Regions from separate parts of the Homo sapiens genome. Here region 2 is linked to region 1. The links are chromatin loops, found by intact Hi-C in ENCODE. Cell type or tissue: endothelial cell of umbilical vein. All regions are shown on one strand.

Region 1 (8,000 bases):
GACTCAGGAGGCCCCCAGCCCCTCCTCCCTCAGACCCAGGGGTCCAGGCCCCCAGCCCCTCTCCTGGGCCCCTCACCCCGCGGTCATGCAGCTTCATGCGCAGGTCCCAGTCGCTGACACCGCGCCGGGCGTCGTAGCGGGAGCCCAGGTAGTGGCGCAGGCGCGAGTCCCAGAGGCGGCTCATGGGGAACGCCTGGGGCCCTTTCTCGCCGCCAGCCCAGAAGCGGAATACGGCCTCCAGGGCATCCCGCTCGCGGAACTGCGGGGCCAGGCACGCGGTGGGACAGAGGAAGGCAGAGAGGGATGCAGGGAGAGCGGATTCTAATTGACCCTCTCTTCCATCCCAGAACAGGGGAACGATTCCCCCGTTTCTCGGATGGAAAAACTGAGGCTCCGAAAGCAGAAGCCACCTCCTGCCCCCAGGCCAAATCCCACAGTGGGAGTCGGGGAACTGGGATTCGAACCCCCTAGCCCGCCGCCTGCTCCATCAACGCACGTCCTTTGGACTGTGCGCTTCCATTATTCCCGCGGCCACCCGATCCCAGATGGAGGCCGGGCGGCGGCACCTTGAGGGCGCGGAGGCTGAGCCAGGGCAGCTGTTCCTCCAGGCGGTCGGGCTCGGGGACCAGGTGCGCCAGCAGGTCGGCCTGGGCACGCACGAAGGCGGCCACTGGCGGGCGCAGCAGCGCGTTCCCCCACACTTCCAGGAAGGTCTCGCTTCGCTCTACGGAGAGAGGGAGATAATTGCGGGAATGTGTGGAGGAGGGAGCCCAGAAATTACACCCTTAATATGTTATTATGTCATAGTCATCTAATGAAAACAATGAACCCCCGCAAACTCCCCACGCATCCCAAAAACTACATGAAGAACAGGGCCGGACATGGTGGCGGGCGCCTGTAATCCCAGTTACTCGGGAGGCTGAGGCAGGAGAATCGCTTGAACCCGGAGGCGGAGGTTGCAATGGGCCGAGATCATGCCATTGCACTCCAGCCTGGGCAACAGAGTGAGACTCCGCCTCTAAAATAAATAAATAAATAACCACCTAGAAGAGGGAATTAGAGTTGCAGATTCCACACTCACCGCAGACAGAGAATATTTGGGGGAAAAGATAACAACACAACAGTAAAAAATAATACAAATTGTAAAATATGGTGTAAGCATTTACATTGTATTACATATTATAGGTAATCTAGAGATGATTTGCGGTGTATGGGACCATGTGTACAGGCTATTTGTAAGTACATCTTTTTTGTTTTGAGACAGTGTCTCACTCTGTTGCCCAGGCTGAATGCAGTTGTGCCATCATAGTTCACTGTTACCTCGACCACCTGAGCTTAAGGGACCCTCCTCCTCCAGCTTCCCAGCTAGCTGGGGCTAGGCATTAGCTACCACACCCAGCTAATGTTTTATTTCTTTTTCTTTTCTTTTTCTTTTTTTTTTTTTTTTTTTTTTTTTTTTTTGAGACGGAGTCTCGCTCTGTCGCCTAGACTGTAGTGCAGTGGCGCGATCCCGGCTCACTGCAAGCTCCGCCTCCCGGGTTCACGCCATTCTTCTGCCTCAGCCTCCGGAGTAGCTGGGACTACAAGCGCCCGCCACCACACCCGGCTAATTTTTTGTATTTTTAGTAGAGACGGGGTTTCACGTGTTAGCCAGGATGGTCTCGATCTCCTGACCTCGTGATCCACCCGCCTCAGCCTCCCAAAGTGCTGGGATTACAGGCGTGAGCCATCGCGCCCGGCGGCTAATTTTTTTTTTTTTTTTTTTGTATTTTTAGTAGAGACGGGGTTTCACCGTGTTAGCCAGGATGGTCTCGATCTCCTGACCTCGTGATCTGCCTGCCTCGGTCTCCCAAAGTGCTGGGATTACAGGCGTGAGCCACCGCGCCCGGCCAATATTTTATTTCTTGTAGAGACGGGGTCTCACTATGTTGACCAGGCCAGTCTCAAACTCGTGGTCTCAAGCAGTCCTCCCACCTCAGGCTCCCAAAGTGTTAGGATTACAGGCGTGAGCCACCGCCCCTGGCAATACTATACAATTTTATAAGGGACTTGAGCATCCTTGGATCTTGGTATCTGCAGGGGTCCTGGAACCAGTCCCCAGTGTTACTGAGGGATGACTGTATATACCTTTGCATATAATATATATACACATAGACATACAAATAGTTTCATGTTAGTTGTTTAAGAACTTAATAGAAGAGAACTATGTGCCTTTAGTAAAATAGATCAGTTTAGTTCTAACTGTTTAAGAACTTTGAACAATCTGTACTGTGCAATGTACTCTGAATTCCCTGGGTCATTAATGACTGATATGGTTTGGATCTGTGTCCCTGCTTAAATCTCATGTTGAATTGTAATCCCCAATATTGGAGGCGGGGCCTGGTGGGAGGTGATTGGGTCACAGGGGCAGATTTCTCCCTTGCTGTTCTCGTGATAGTGAGTTCCCACAAAATCTGGTTATTTGCAAGTGTGCGCCTCTTCCCCACTGCCTCTCTTGCCCCTTTTCCTGCCGTGGAACAGATGCCTGCATCCCCTTCGCCTCCTGTCATGATTGTAAGTTTCCTGAGGCCTTCCCAGCCATACTCCCTGTACAGCCTGTGGAACTGTGAGTCAATTAAACCTCTTTTCTTGGGGCCGGGTGTGATCGCACCCGCCTGTAAACCTAGCACTTTGGCAGGCCAAGGCGGGCGGATCACCTGAGGTCAGCATCTCGAGACCATCCTGGCCAACATGGTGAAACCCCGGCTCTACTAAAAATACAAAACCTTAGCCGGGCATGGTGGTGCATGCCTGTAATCCCAGCTACTTGGGAGACTGAGGCAGGAGAATTGCTTGAATCCAGGAGGCAGAGGTTATGGAGAGCCAAGATCGTGCCATTGCACTCCAATCTGGGCAACGGGACAAGACTCTGCCTCAAATAAATAAATAAATAAACAAACAAACCTGTTTTCTTTTTCTTTCTTTCTTTTTTTTTTAGATGGAGGTTTTGCTTTTGTCGCCCAGGCTGGAGTGCAGTGGTGTGATCTCGGCTCACTGCAACCTCTGCCTCCCGGGTTCAAGTGATTCTCCTGCTTCAGCCTCCCGAGTAGCTGGGACTACAGGCGCCTGCCACCACACCCGGCTAATTGTTGTATGTTTAGTAGAGACGGGGTTTCACCATGTTGAGCAGGATGGTCTCGATCTCCTGACCTCGTGATCTGCCCACCTCAGCCTCCCAAAGTGCTGGGATTACAGGTGTGAACCACTGCACCCAGCCTCTCCTGGAATTTTCTAAGTGGCTCTAAGATGTATTATATTTAGCCCCATTTTACAGGTAGGAGGAGCTGAGGCTCTAAGATGGCAAATTACATCAGAGGGGACCATCATCAATAAATATATTGGATTTTTTTTTTCATCAGAGGTACCACACTGGAAAATACCAAACATTTTTGGTTTTTAGATGGAGTTTCGCTCTCTTTTTTTTTTTTTTTTTTTTTTTTTTGAGACGGAGTCTCGCTCTGTCACCCTGGCTGGAGTGCAGTGGCGCGATCTCAGCTCACTGCAAGCTCCGCCTGCCGGGTTCACGCCATTCTCCTGCCTCGGCCTCCCAAAGTGCTGGGATTAACAGGCGTGAGCCACCGCGCCCGGCCGGAGTTTCGCTCTTGTTGCCTAGGCTGGAGTGCAATGGCGCGATCTCGGCTCACTGTAACCTCCGCCTCCCAGGAAAATAACCAAACTTTTTAATTGTACCATTGAAATGCCAGAATCCCTCTAGGGAGGGGGAGGAGACCAGCGGTCAGAATGCCTGGGTCCTAGCAACAGACCTTGCAGCCCCATCTTCTCCGGTTCCTCCAGGGCTAGGCTGAAGATCAGCATGTGTCGGGCCACAGCTTCCAGATTATTCTCCAGCACAAAGAACTAGAAGGATGGACAGGGCAGAATAATTCTGAGACCTGTTTGCCTGGGTCCTAGGAGACCCAGGAGAGCAGGCCCTCAGCTCTCTCCTTCCACACACCCGAGTTCTGTACACCAGCCTCTTCCTTCAAACACAGAAGTCTGTGTCCCCAGAGCTCTCTTCCCTTCCATTACTCAGAAGACCTCATCCTCGAGCTCTTCCCCACTATAGAACCCAGGAGTTCCAAACCCCAGCCCCTTCCTTCCCCCAAGACGCATCGGTTCGCTCCCAGCTTCTGCCTCCCTCAGATCTAGGAGTCTCCAGCCCCTTCATTCCTGGACCTGAGGTTTTAGAATTTCAATCCCTTCCTCCCTCAAGGACTCGGGAATCTGGGCTCTCATCTTCATCCCAGCTCACGTTGAACCTCCTGCGAGGCCAGAACTTCGCTCGGGACAGGGTCCGCAGCAGGTGCCGTCCATCCACAGAGCCCAGAAGCAGCACATCTAGCTCGGGGTTGCTGTGCACTGTATCGGCCTGGGAGTCTGGGTCCACAGGAGGACCTGGCAAGATGACAGCTGGCTGGGGCACCATGGTGGTTGGCAGAGCGTCCACCGTAGCATCCCCTATAAAAAATGGACTACAAATCCCAGTAGGCGTTCCGCCCGTGGCCTAGGTTCTAAGGGGAGGTGTTTCCTCTGAGTATTCTGGGATTCGCAGTCCGCAGACAGGACCTCGGGGCTGCCCCTGGGAGCGCGCCCTCTGCCGCTGGAGCGTTGGAGAACGTTAGCGCCCCCCTTGCCACCGACGCTGGGACTACGAGCTCTAAAAGGCCGTCTGCTCAGGCTGGGAAGGCAGACGGTGTATCAGACCTTGCGTGCTGGGACTCACTTTCAGCCTGCAGGTCCAGCGCCGGGGACAGGCCCCACCAGGACACGGAGCCGAAGCCGCTGCCGGAGCCGGCAGGTGTGGTCATCACCCTGCGGAAAAGACATTCTGGGAATCGCACACATTGCCCGCCCCGCTCCCCTCTCACCGCCCCTCACTTCTCGCCCCTTTGCCTCCACATGATACCTTGCCCACACCTTTATCCTCCAAATATCCCGGGACGCCCCTTCCTCTCTGCTCAGTGCAGCACTGTGGACCCGCGGCACTCCACAACCGCTGCCCAGAGTCCCCGCCCTTTTCGAGGAATCAAGCAATGGAAGCATGTGGGATGGGACCACAGCGAGCAACTGACCAATGAGAGTGAGCGAGGCCCGCCCTCTACAAACTTTTGGCCAATGGGAGCACTGAGGGCCAGCCTTCCCCCACACCTAGGAGAAGAGGGCGTGTGGACGCGGTTGTCATGACGACGGCGCCGGCGGGGGAAGGGGCGGTGCTAGAACAGGTTGGGGCGGAGTCAGGGTCGGTCCAAATTTCTGGAATGGGGGAGGCCTGGGCTGATTAAAATTGAGAGTGAAGGGAGCTTAATCTTATTTCTTGTTTTTTGTTTTTTTGTTTTCTTCATATGCCTTTGCTCATACGTAACGGAATTTTCATCAATTCAAATAAAGTGAAGTGTCTAGACTTTAGATGGCAGGCTTCTGAGCCCGCTCCCCGCCCCAGCACAACGTGGGCTCTACCACACAGAACAGCCCACAGGTGGGACACTGATGTGCAGGTCATTAAAAATTCAGGGATTTGTGAGCTGGTTATTGTTACACGAAGCCATAATTTAAACTTACAGCTAGATCCTTTTGTAGTTTCTAAGCGGGATGATTGGGTGTTCACGCGCATGCGTGAGATGTGCCTCCCTCAAACCTTGTTACGACATCGGCACATTACTCTTCTGACATGAACAAAAAAATTACAGGTAAATTCTGTAATCGTACAGTTAAATCAACTGCATTAAAATAAGGGTAAGTCGGCCGGGCGCTGTGGCCACGCCTGTGATCCCAACACTTTGGGAGGTCAAGGTGGGCAGATAACTTGAGGTCAGAAGTTGGAGACCAGTCTGGCCAACATGGTGAAACCGCGCCTCGACCTTAAAAAATACAAAAATTAACCGGGCGTGGTGGCACGCACCTGTAATCCCAGCTACTCCGGAGGCTGAGGCAGGAGAGTCTGTTGAACCTGGGAGGCAGAGGTTGCAGTGAACTGAGATCGCGCCTCTGAACTCCAGCCTGGGCGACAGAGCAAGACTCTGTCTCAAAAAAAAAAAAAAGAAAAACCAAAGTCTGAATGAGGCACATCTCTAGATCACCCCAGCACCCAGCACTGGGCTCAGCGCCCAAGGGGACTTGGCTCTCTGCCTCCTCTCCTTGCCCAGACACATGAGCTTAGACCAGTCACCCTTTCTGAGCCTCAGTCTGCTGCTCTGTGAAATGGGAATGTAGCGTGCAGCGGGCAGAGGTGCAGCGGATCTGCCTCCTGAGGGCAGATCTGGGCACTGGGAAGACAATACCTACTGGGGAAACGAAGGTTGAGACCTCAGACATTCCTGCAGAATCAGGCTGGCTAACCAGCCCCTTCCAGGCCAGCTCTAAGCCTGCAAGAGCCCCAGATCCTGGGTTTCTCTCTGGAGAATTAATGCCTTTCCTCCCTATTTCTCCCACTCTCCCAACAAATTCTCAGCAAAGGAACCAGAGTGACATTTTTTTTTTTTGAGATGGAGTCTTGCTGTGACACCCAGGCTGGAGTGCAGTGGCGCGATCTCGGCTCACTGAAACCTCCGCCTCCCGGGTTCAAGCGATTCTCCTGTCCCAGCCTCCCAGGTAGCTGGGACTACAGGCATTTGCCACCACACCAGCTAATTTTTGTATTTGTATTTTATTTTGTGTATATATATATATATACACACACAAAATAAAATACAAATATATGTATATATATTTATATATACACAAAATAAAATACAAATATTTTGTATATATATACAAAATAAAATACAAATATACATATATATACATATATATATATATATATATAGAGAGAGAGAGAGAGAGAGAGAGAGAGAGAGAGTTTCACTCTTGTTGCCCAGGCTGGAGTGCAATGGCGCGATCTCGGCTCACCGCAACCTCCGCCTCCCGGGTTCAAGCCATTCTTCTGCCTCAGCCTCCCGAGTAGCTGGGATTACAGGCAGGCGCCAGGACGCCCGGCTAATTTTGTATTTTTTGTAGAGACAGGGTTTCTCCGTGTTGGTCAGGCTGGTCTCCAACTCACGACCTCAGGTGATCTGCCCGCCTTGGTCTCTCAAAGTGTTGGGATTACAGGTGTGAACCACCGAGCCAGGCGATTTATTTATTTATTATTTTTTTTTTAGAGACGGAGTCTTGCTCTGTCGCCCAGGCTGGAGTGCAGTGGCACGATCTTGGCTCACTGCAACCTCCGCTTCCCGGGTTCTAGCAATTCTCCTGCCTCAGCCTCCCAAGTAGCTGGGATTACAGGCGCACGCTGCCACGCCCAGCTAATTTTTTGTATTTTAGTAGAGACGAGGTTTCACCGTGTTGCCCAGGCTGGTCTCGAATTCCTGAGCTCAGGCAATCCACCTGCCTTGGCCTCCCAAAGCGCTAGGATTACAGGCGTGAGCCACCGTGCCCAGCTCCAGCGATTCTTTTTTATTTTTAGTAGAGACGGGGTTTCACCATGTTAGCCAGGCTGGTCTCGAACTCCTGACTTCAAGAGTTCCGCCGGCCTCAGCCTCCCAAAGTGCTGGAATTACCGGTGTGAGCCACTGCACCTGGCCCAGAGTGATCTTAAACATAAATCAAATAATGTCTCCCACCTCTTCAAATCCTCCAAAGTCTTCCCGCTGCACCTGGACACATTCCCCGCTCCTTAGCTTGGCTCCCTATGCCCTATGCAATCTGCAGTCATCCACCCCTGAAGCCACATCAGCCTCCTGGCTCCTTGGAGAACACACCAAGCCGTTTGAACCCCAGGGCCTTTGCAACTTGGGATTCTTTTGCCTTAAATTATCTTCCCCCTCATCTTTGTTTTCTATATATTTATTTTTGAGACAAAGTCTTGCTCTGTTATCCAGACTTGAGTTCAGTGGTGTGATCATAGCTCACTGCAGCCTCAACCTCTCAGGCTCAAGCAGTCCTCCCACCTCAGTCCCCTGAGTAGCTGGGACCACAGGCAAGTG
Region 2 (8,000 bases), 440 kb after region 1:
GGACACTCAAGGCCTCCCTCCCTCGCAAGCGGGGCCGCCCCCCCAAGTCAGGGCAGGAGCCCCCACTGGTGCAGGTGCAGGGGGTGACAGCCCCAGTAGGCAGCAGTGGCGGGAGCGACCTCCTCCTGATCGATGATCAGGGTGTGCCCTATACGGTCTCTGAAGGTTCAGCGGCTGGGCCTGAGGGCTCTGGCCCCAGGAAGGCCCCACACTTCTGCCCGGTGTGCCTGCGGGCCTTCCCCTACCTCTCCGACCTGGAGCGCCACAGCATCTCGCACTCAGAGCTGAAGCCGCACCAGTGCAAGGTTTGCGGCAAGACCTTCAAGCGCTCCAGCCACCTGCGGCGGCACTGCAACATCCATGCCGGCCTGCGGCCCTTCCGCTGCCCGCTGTGCCCCCGCCGCTTCCGCGAGGCGGGCGAGCTGGCGCACCACCACCGCGTGCACTCGGGGGAGCGCCCGTACCAGTGCCCCATCTGCCGGCTGCGCTTTACAGAGGCCAACACGCTCCGGCGCCATGCGAAGCGCAAGCACCCGGAGGCCATGGGGGTACCCCTGTGTGCACCAGATCCAGGGTCTGAACCGCCGTGGGACGAGGAGGGCATCCCGGCCACAGCAGGGGCCGAGGAGGAGGAGGAGACAGAGGGGAAAGGGGAGCCGGCCTGACCCACACCCCCGGCCATCGCTCCCTGGGCCAGGTTTAGAGCAGGGAGTTTGGCTGGTGCTGGGCCTGAGCCAGGGGGCCGGGACACCCTTGTTTCCGGTGGTCTTCCCGTTGTGGGAGCAGGTGGAGGGTGGAGACCTAAACTTTGGGGTCCAGCTGCCTTCAGCCCCCCTCCCCCAGACTAACAGACCCTTGGAGGCAGGGGCTGTGGAAATAAATCTCTGCCTGCTGGCTGCCTGTGTGTGTTCCGTGCCGGGATGCCATCCTCTCCTGCCTTCAAATGTTCTTCCTCGGCTACACCGTCCTGTCGGGAGTGCGGGGAATTGGAGAGGACCCCACTTCCTGTGCCTCATGAGCGTGGTGCTCGCCAAAGAATGGTTTTGGGGGGAACCTTGGCCCCTTCCCCATCTCCATCAGACCCCAAAGTCCATGGGTCCCTCGGAGTCCGCGGGGAATTGGTTCCACGAACCTCGCAGATACCAAGATCTGGGCATACACAAGTCCAGCAGTGGGCCCTGCGGAACCCGCGGATGTAGGAAAATCCGCCCTTCGTATACTGTATGTTCCACCGGTGTTTGGGTGAAAAAACGTCCGCCTCTCAATGGACCTGCAGTTCAAACCCCTGTTGTTCAAGGGTCAGCTGTATTCCCAGTACACATCCAATCTAACTAAAAACATTGAACCTTCCATGCAGACCTGACTGTAGGTCCGACCGCCTCTCTCCTAGCCAATTCCCAGAAATTCTGCAGCCACTTTGCCCCACCTCCTTGTCCTGAGGACCTACTGTTTGGAAGGAAAAATTAAGACAAAGGTATGAGCAGGACGGTCTGGGTAAGGTTTAGAGATAAGGGGTGTGGATTGGGGCGGGGCTAAGGAGCGAGGGGTGGGGCTGAGATTGCGGGGCAGTTAGGCTGGGACCTGGGGCGGGGGCTTAGAAGAGGGTTAGAGTTGGGTGGGGCTTAAAGAGGTTTAGGGGTTGGTCCGCAGAAAGTGAGAGCGGTTTAAAGAGGATGGATAGAGTTGATCTAATAGAGAGTAGGGGCTTGGAGCTGGGGAAGAACAGGAGGAACTGCGTGAGAGTGGGGCAAGGAGGACGGATAATTTTTTTTTTGAGACAGGGTCTCGCTCTGTCATCCAGGCTGGAGTGCAGTGGCCCTATCACCGCTCACTGCAGCCTCGACCTGCCAGGCTCAAGCGACCCTCCTGCTTCAGCCTCCGGAGTAGCTGAGACTACAGACGGGCGCCAGCATATTTAGCTAATTTTTTTTTTTTGAGACGGAGTCTTGCTGTCGTCCAGGCTGGAGTGCAGTGGGGCAATCTGGCTCACTGCAACCTCTGCCTCCCGGGTTCAAGCAGTTCTCTCCCTCAGCCTCCCGAGTAGCTGGAATTACAGGCGCCCGCCACCACGCCTGGCTAATTTTTGTAATTTTAGTAGAGACGGGGTTTCACCATCTTGGCCAGGCTGGTCTTGACCTCCTGACCTCGTGATCCACCCGCCTCGGCCTCCCAAAGTGCTGGGATTACAGGCGTGAGCCACCGCGTCCAGCCTAATTTTTGTATTTTTTTTTTTTGTAGAGACGGGGTTTTGCCATATTGCCCAGGCTGGTCTTGAACTCCTGTGCTCAAGCAATCCGCCTGCCTTGGCCTCCCAAAGTGCTGGGATTACAGGCGTGAGCCACCACGCCAGGCCAAGAGAACGGATTTTAAGGTGAGGGGCGGAGCTTATAATAATTCAGCTCTGAGGTGGGCGTGGTTCAGGGCCGAGGGCCGGGGGCCGGGGCTTAAAGGAGAAACTCTGAGGGAACAGGGTATTGGAGGTGGGACTTAGAAGGTGCTGATGGGGGCGCACGACTGCTATGGAGGCGATGGGGAGAGAAGGAAGTACTTAATCTAAGGGAAGTTCCTGGGAGAGTGGAAGCTTAGCAGGAGGGGCTGAATGGGTCTGGGTTTGGCTGTTTGGGATGGGGCTGAGTTGGGAGCCGGGATTATAGCGATTATATGAGCGGGCAGTGTCAAGTGTGGTAAATCCATGGCTCTTGACCAGCATGCAGCAGAATCAGAGTATTTCAAAACACGGATCCCTAGACCCCCAACCCCAGGGCTTCTATTCCGCATGGTCTGAGCAGGCAGCCGGATGCTGCTGGCCTCCCAACTATCCTTGACAACCACCGATTTAAAAGAATGCTTTAGAGGTGGGAGGCACTCAAAAGTCACGAGGTGCAACTTAAATGCTATGGGGTGAAGGGGCGGGGCTTGGATGGAGGGGGCGGGGCCTAGGGAGGGGTGAAGTTCCAGAGAGTGGGAGCTTGGAGAGGGGGAAGAACAGGAGAAACTGCATGAGGGCGAGGGGACGAAGACAGACTTTGAGGCAGTAGGGGGCTTATAATCACGCTGTGAGATGGGCGTGGTTCAGGGCCAGGGGGCGGGGCTTCAGTGTGAGACCCGAGCCGGAGGTGTGGCTTAACCGGACGCCCAGAGCGTGTCGCGGGGTTCCCGTAGAAGAGGCGGGCATTCAAAGCGCAGGCGCACCTGGCTCAGTTCGCCCACCGGAATCGGCCCGGGCTTTCACTGCTCGCGTCCCCGAGTCAGTGCGCAAGCGCATTTCCCCCCTCCTGGTCCCCGCCACCGCCTCCTCTTTCCGATCCTCCACGCCGGCGCCTCGGGAACGGGCGCGACTTCCGCTTCCGGGCGGGCGGGCAGGCGGGCGGTGCGGGGCTGCCGGGGAGGGGGGAGGGGGCGGCACTTCCGGTCGGGCCCTCGGGTCTCCCCGGAGCGGCGGCGCCTCCTCCGCCTCCTCGGCCTCCTCCCGGCGGAGACCCCGGCGCCGGTGAGTGACGGGGTGCGTGGCCCGGGGGCCCGGGTGCAGCGGGGGCGGGGGGCCCCGCCCTGGCCCGCTGTGGTCCCCAGAACGTCCCCCAACCCCTAGCAAGTCAGTGCAGCTCCCGCCGGGCCCTTGCCAAGGGACCCCCAATCACTGCTCCCCGGTAGGATCACTGCAGATAGCTCCCCCATGAACGCCCCCAGCTAGGATGGCTGCCAAAGCGCTTTCATTCGTGGCGATCCCCTAAACGGCTGCCAGGGCCCCCAAATGATACCTCCTCGTAGGATCCCCTCCACATAGCGCTCCCCGTCATTGCTTCCTCCAGGTCAGCCTCCAGATGCCATCAGCATTGCCCCTCCCCATGTAGGGCAGCTGCTCGTGAACCCTCTTATTAGTATCCTCTATATAATTCTCCCCAGAGTGTTTCCTTAGTGCCTTGCAGCAGAACTGTCCCCCGTTATCTCTGTCCATACAGCAACAGCCCCCAATGGCCCTGACCACCTCCCTCCCCAGCAGAACGCCCCTTCGTGGGTGTGAAAATACTTTCTATTCTGGTCAGCACCAAGAATGCCTTTTTCCCTTCTGCAGGTCCTCCAGTGATTCCCCTTAAGAATGCCCCTTTCAAAGCCACCCCCCCATCGCAGCGGCACAGCTCCCTCTAGAGTTCCTTCACACTCACATCCTCTCCCGCCTCAGGTAGAAATATCCGCCTGCTTAGCTCCAGGCTCCCATGACATACTCCCGTACCTCCTCTCACCCCACCCTCATCGCGGTCAGCCCGTCTTCATTACTTCTGCCACAGAACAGTGTCCCGCAGTGAGGCGGTGAAGCCTTCCTTCCCAGAATGTGCCTCATCCTCTTCCTATGGCGTGAACAACTGTTGCCCTGACCTGCAGCTTCTCACCCAGCTCTCAGGCTATCGTCCTGGACTCCCTAGGGAAGACCCTGGACTTCACTAGGGTGTGACTTCTTTTCTCGTAGGCATTCCTTCTGCGTTGAACGCATATTCACTATTCTAGCTGAAGGGTATAATATACAGCCACGAAGGGGGTCGATACACACAGTGTTCTCACTGTGCGGGGTCTCACAGTCTAGTTGATCAGACACGAGTCGACAAAGATACACGGGGTTTTGTGGGTTCTCTGAGAGCCTGATGAACTACTTTAGAGGTGAAAGCTGAATTACAAGTGGCAGCTTAGCCATGCAAAGATCTGGGTGAGCAGGCAGCAAGAACAACAAGTGCAAAGGCCCTGAAGTGGCGGTGAGCACGGTGAGTGGAGGAGCAGCAGGGGAGGCCGGTGAGGGTGGAGTGGAAGATTTGAAGGCAAGAACAAGAGGAAGGAAGCTTTGGTCTCAAAAGGCTTTGGAGGTGAGGGCACTGGGATAAATTATCTAGCCTTTGTCAGCTCTACCGAGCCCAGAATGTTCTTCATTCATTCATACGTTCATTCGTAAACACTGGTTGAACAACTGTTTAATGAGCACCTACTTTACATTGGGGGTACAACAGAGAACAAAATAGACAAGAATCCCTGTCCTCATGGAGTGGATATGCTAGTTGAGGGGGCAGATGATTAAAAGACAAAATACAGGCCAGGCGAGGTGGCTCATGCCTGTAATCCCAGCAGTTGGGAAGGCCAAAGTGGGAGGATCGCTGGAGGCCAGGAGTTCAAGACCAACCTCGGCAACATAGTGAGACCCTGTCTTTACAGGAAAAAAAAAAAAAAAAAAAAAAAGCTGGGTGTGGTTGGTGGGCACCTGTAGTCCCCAGCTATTCAGGAGGCTGAGGTGGGAGGGCTGCTTGAGCCCAGGAGTTCGAGGCTGCAGTGAAAAAAAATAAAAACAAAAACCAAGAGTATATGTGCGTGTTCAGAATATCACGGGATAAAGAGATAGACCTGGGGGGCTGTGGTTCAGGATGGCCTCCCCCAGGATTTTCCTATGTCTTGTCATCTTGTCCCTCCCAAAAGCCACACACCAAAAAGTTATACAAGAGTAAAAATTCCCCTTCTCCTGGACAACTGTGGCCCACTTGGGGGCTGCTCTTAACAGCGCCCTAACCCCAGGAGCGAAGTGATTGGGAGGATGAGCCCTGGATTCCACTAGGGTTCACAGCTTTGAGCAAATCACTCCCTCCTTTCCTAGCCTCATTCATTCACTTCTTCAAACAAAAATGTATCAAGCCAGGAACTGTTGTAGGTCCTGGGGATGGAACAGTGAGCAAGAGATAAAAATCCTTGCCTTCAGGAAGCCGATCATCTGGATGGGGAGACCAACAAAATCAAGGCAAAGAAGTAGATTATGTGAGGTTATAAATGATGCTGAGCAGTAAGGAGAGAAATGAAGCAGGGTTAGGGAGATGAGGATGTGGGCCTGGGTGACAGGTCATTGGTTACTGAGAGGCTCATTGAGAAGACAGTTGACCAAAGATGGGGAGGAGGTGAAGGGGTGAGCGAGATGGTTGCCTGAGAGTCAGAATATTACAGGCAACAGCAACAGCCAGCGCAAAGGCCCTGCAGCAGGAATAGAGTGGGCACATGGGAAGAGCAGCCAGGAGACTGTGGAGGTCATTGTAAGGACTGTGGCTTTTTTTTTTTTTTTTTTTGAAAAGGAGTTTCGCTCTTGTTGCCCAGGCTGGAGTGCAGTGGTGTGATCTTAGCTCGCTGCAACCTCCGCCTCCCGGGTTCAAGTGATTCTCCTGCCTCAGCCTCCCGAGTAGCTGGGATTACAGGCATGTGCCACCACGCCCAGCTAATTTTGTATTTTTAGTAGAGATGGGGTTTCTCCATGTTGGTCAGGCTGGTCTCAAACTCCCGACCTCAGGTGATCCGCCTGCCTTGGCCTCCAAAAATGCTGGGATTACAGGCGTGAGCCACCGTGCCCAGTCAGGACTGTGGCTTTTGAATGAGATGGGGTTACTGTTTGGTTTGGGACCGAGGATAGACATGCTTTGGTTATAGTCCTCCTGTCAGTAAAATGGGAATAATAATAACACATTTGTTGTGAAGTTTGAATGAAACAAGCCACATAAGGCACCTAAGTACAATGCTTGTTAGAGGTCAACAAATGTTGGTGACTTGTTCTGGTCTTGGGTCAAGCCAAGAGACTTGGGATTTGTTGGCAGGGAGATGGGTGGAGCAATGCATGTTTCCAGTATGAAGTGGGATTGGGGGCGGGGGTCCTCCTTCATTTTGGAGGGAGAAATACCGAAAGACAGCATGTGATGGGACTCTGGAGCCTTGCTGCCTTTCTTCAACCACTGGCCCTGCCACTAGTTAACAATGTGACTTTAGAAGTTTGTTTGTTTGTTTTTGAGAAACAGAGTCTCACTCTGTCACCCAGGCTGGAGTGCAGTGGCGTGAGCTCACTGCAACCTCTGTGTCCTGGGTTCAAGCAATTATCCTGCCTCAGCTTCCCCACTAGCTGGAACTACAGGTGTGCACCACCACACCCGGCTAATTTTTTTATTTTTAGTAGAGACGGGGTTTCACTATATATTGGCCAGGCTAGTCTCGAACTCCTGACTATAGTTGATCCACCCACCTCGGCCTCCCAAAGTGCTGGCATTACAGGCATGAGCCACCATGCCTGGCCTGACTTTGGAAGTTTAATTTATCTCTCTGGCCCTCAGTCTCTTCCTTTGTATTTCAGAGTCAATGCTTGTAACCATCTTCTAGGGTTACTGGGAGGATTCGTTGAGCTCACACACATCAGAGTTACAAGAGTGCTGGGCTGGTAGAAAGCACACATCCAGTGTTATATGCGCACGTTACTCTTTATTAACAAACCAGAATTTCATCACAAGGCAGCGTTGTTGCAGCAGAACGGCCCACAGTCTGGCATCAGAAAGACCTGGAATCAGTTACCTGCTTTCCTCTTTATTGGCCACATGACCTTGGAGGAATGCCTTCCCCATGCTGCTCCTCAGTTTCCCCACTTATAAGATGGGCCCAGTCATGGTACAGGACTGTGCTGCCTCCAGGCAATAACAAATATCAAACTGGTCAAACAATAAATGTGAACCGTTAATACACTTGCTGTGGGACTCCTGTCCCTTGGTGGTGGTGGTGGAGGGGTGGGTCCCTCCCCATCATGCTTCTCTCTGCATAAAACCCTCCTATGACATCCCCTCTTAAAAAGATACCAGTTTAGGCTTGAGTTGTATGAAAGAGGGAATGTTTCTGGTTTCCTAGTGGAGATTATCATAAGCCTGATCAATTCTGTCCACCACTGATGTATCCCCTTCAGCATCTCCACACCCTGCCCTCAGTGCCCTCCTCATAACATCACTGTCCCCAGAATTGCTTCTCCCAGGAATTCCTGGGATCATTTAGCTCCATTTCTGCTACATGTCCCCCTCCGTTCCTCTGGGAGTTTGATCAGCTTAGTCTCATCGCTTTGTTCATTCCACAAATACCAAGATAGACATTCACAGCTGTGCATTTCCCTCTGAGCATTGCTTTGGCTGCACCTCCTCAGCTTTGGTATGTTGTGTTTTCATTTTCATTAATTGCTA

The links. Hi-C counts contacts between places; a loop is a spot of excess contacts. Peaks named below come from ENCODE experiments on the same cell type or tissue, not always from the same donor. Only the 100,000 strongest peaks of a DNase experiment are listed, where the experiment ranks them.
Region 2: it touches region 1 in a loop (13-fold over the local background); 2 of 110 quality-filtered maps call a loop at or near these places.

The regions. Positions count from the first base shown.
Region 1 is chr19:55,161,567-55,169,566 of GRCh38, forward strand. It overlaps DNAAF3 (dynein axonemal assembly factor 3), which reads right to left and starts at 5,047. Exons shown (of 12, transcript NM_001256715.2): 1 at 4,957-5,047; 2 at 4,763-4,851; 3 at 4,292-4,434; 4 at 3,804-3,897; 5 at 567-724; 6 at 77-259. The coding sequence starts at 4,847. DNAAF3-AS1 (DNAAF3 antisense RNA 1) reads left to right here. Exons shown (of 4, transcript XR_007067345.1): 3 at 2,978-3,234; 4 at 4,253-5,338. It overlaps LOC124904795 (small nucleolar RNA U13), which reads left to right and starts at 5,605; the gene lies at 5,605-5,708. RefSeq lists an enhancer at 1-112 and a silencer at 4,427-4,658. In endothelial cell of umbilical vein, a CTCF peak has its summit at 4,636 (motif pointing left); DNase peaks (open chromatin) are centred at 4,605 and 5,135; H3K4me3 peaks cover 730 bases; H3K27me3 peaks cover 644 bases.
Region 2 is chr19:55,602,243-55,610,242 of GRCh38, forward strand. It overlaps ZNF524 (zinc finger protein 524), which reads left to right. Exons shown (of 2, transcript NM_153219.4): 2 at 1-896. The coding sequence ends at 665. ZNF865 (zinc finger protein 865) reads left to right here and starts at 3,405. Exons shown (of 2, transcript NM_001195605.2): 1 at 3,405-3,490. RefSeq lists enhancers at 373-923, 2,027-2,578, 2,579-3,130 and a silencer at 3,174-3,673. In endothelial cell of umbilical vein, a CTCF peak has its summit at 4,169 (motif pointing left); DNase peaks (open chromatin) are centred at 3,169 and 4,089; H3K4me3 peaks cover 2,019 bases; H3K27ac peaks cover 1,729 bases.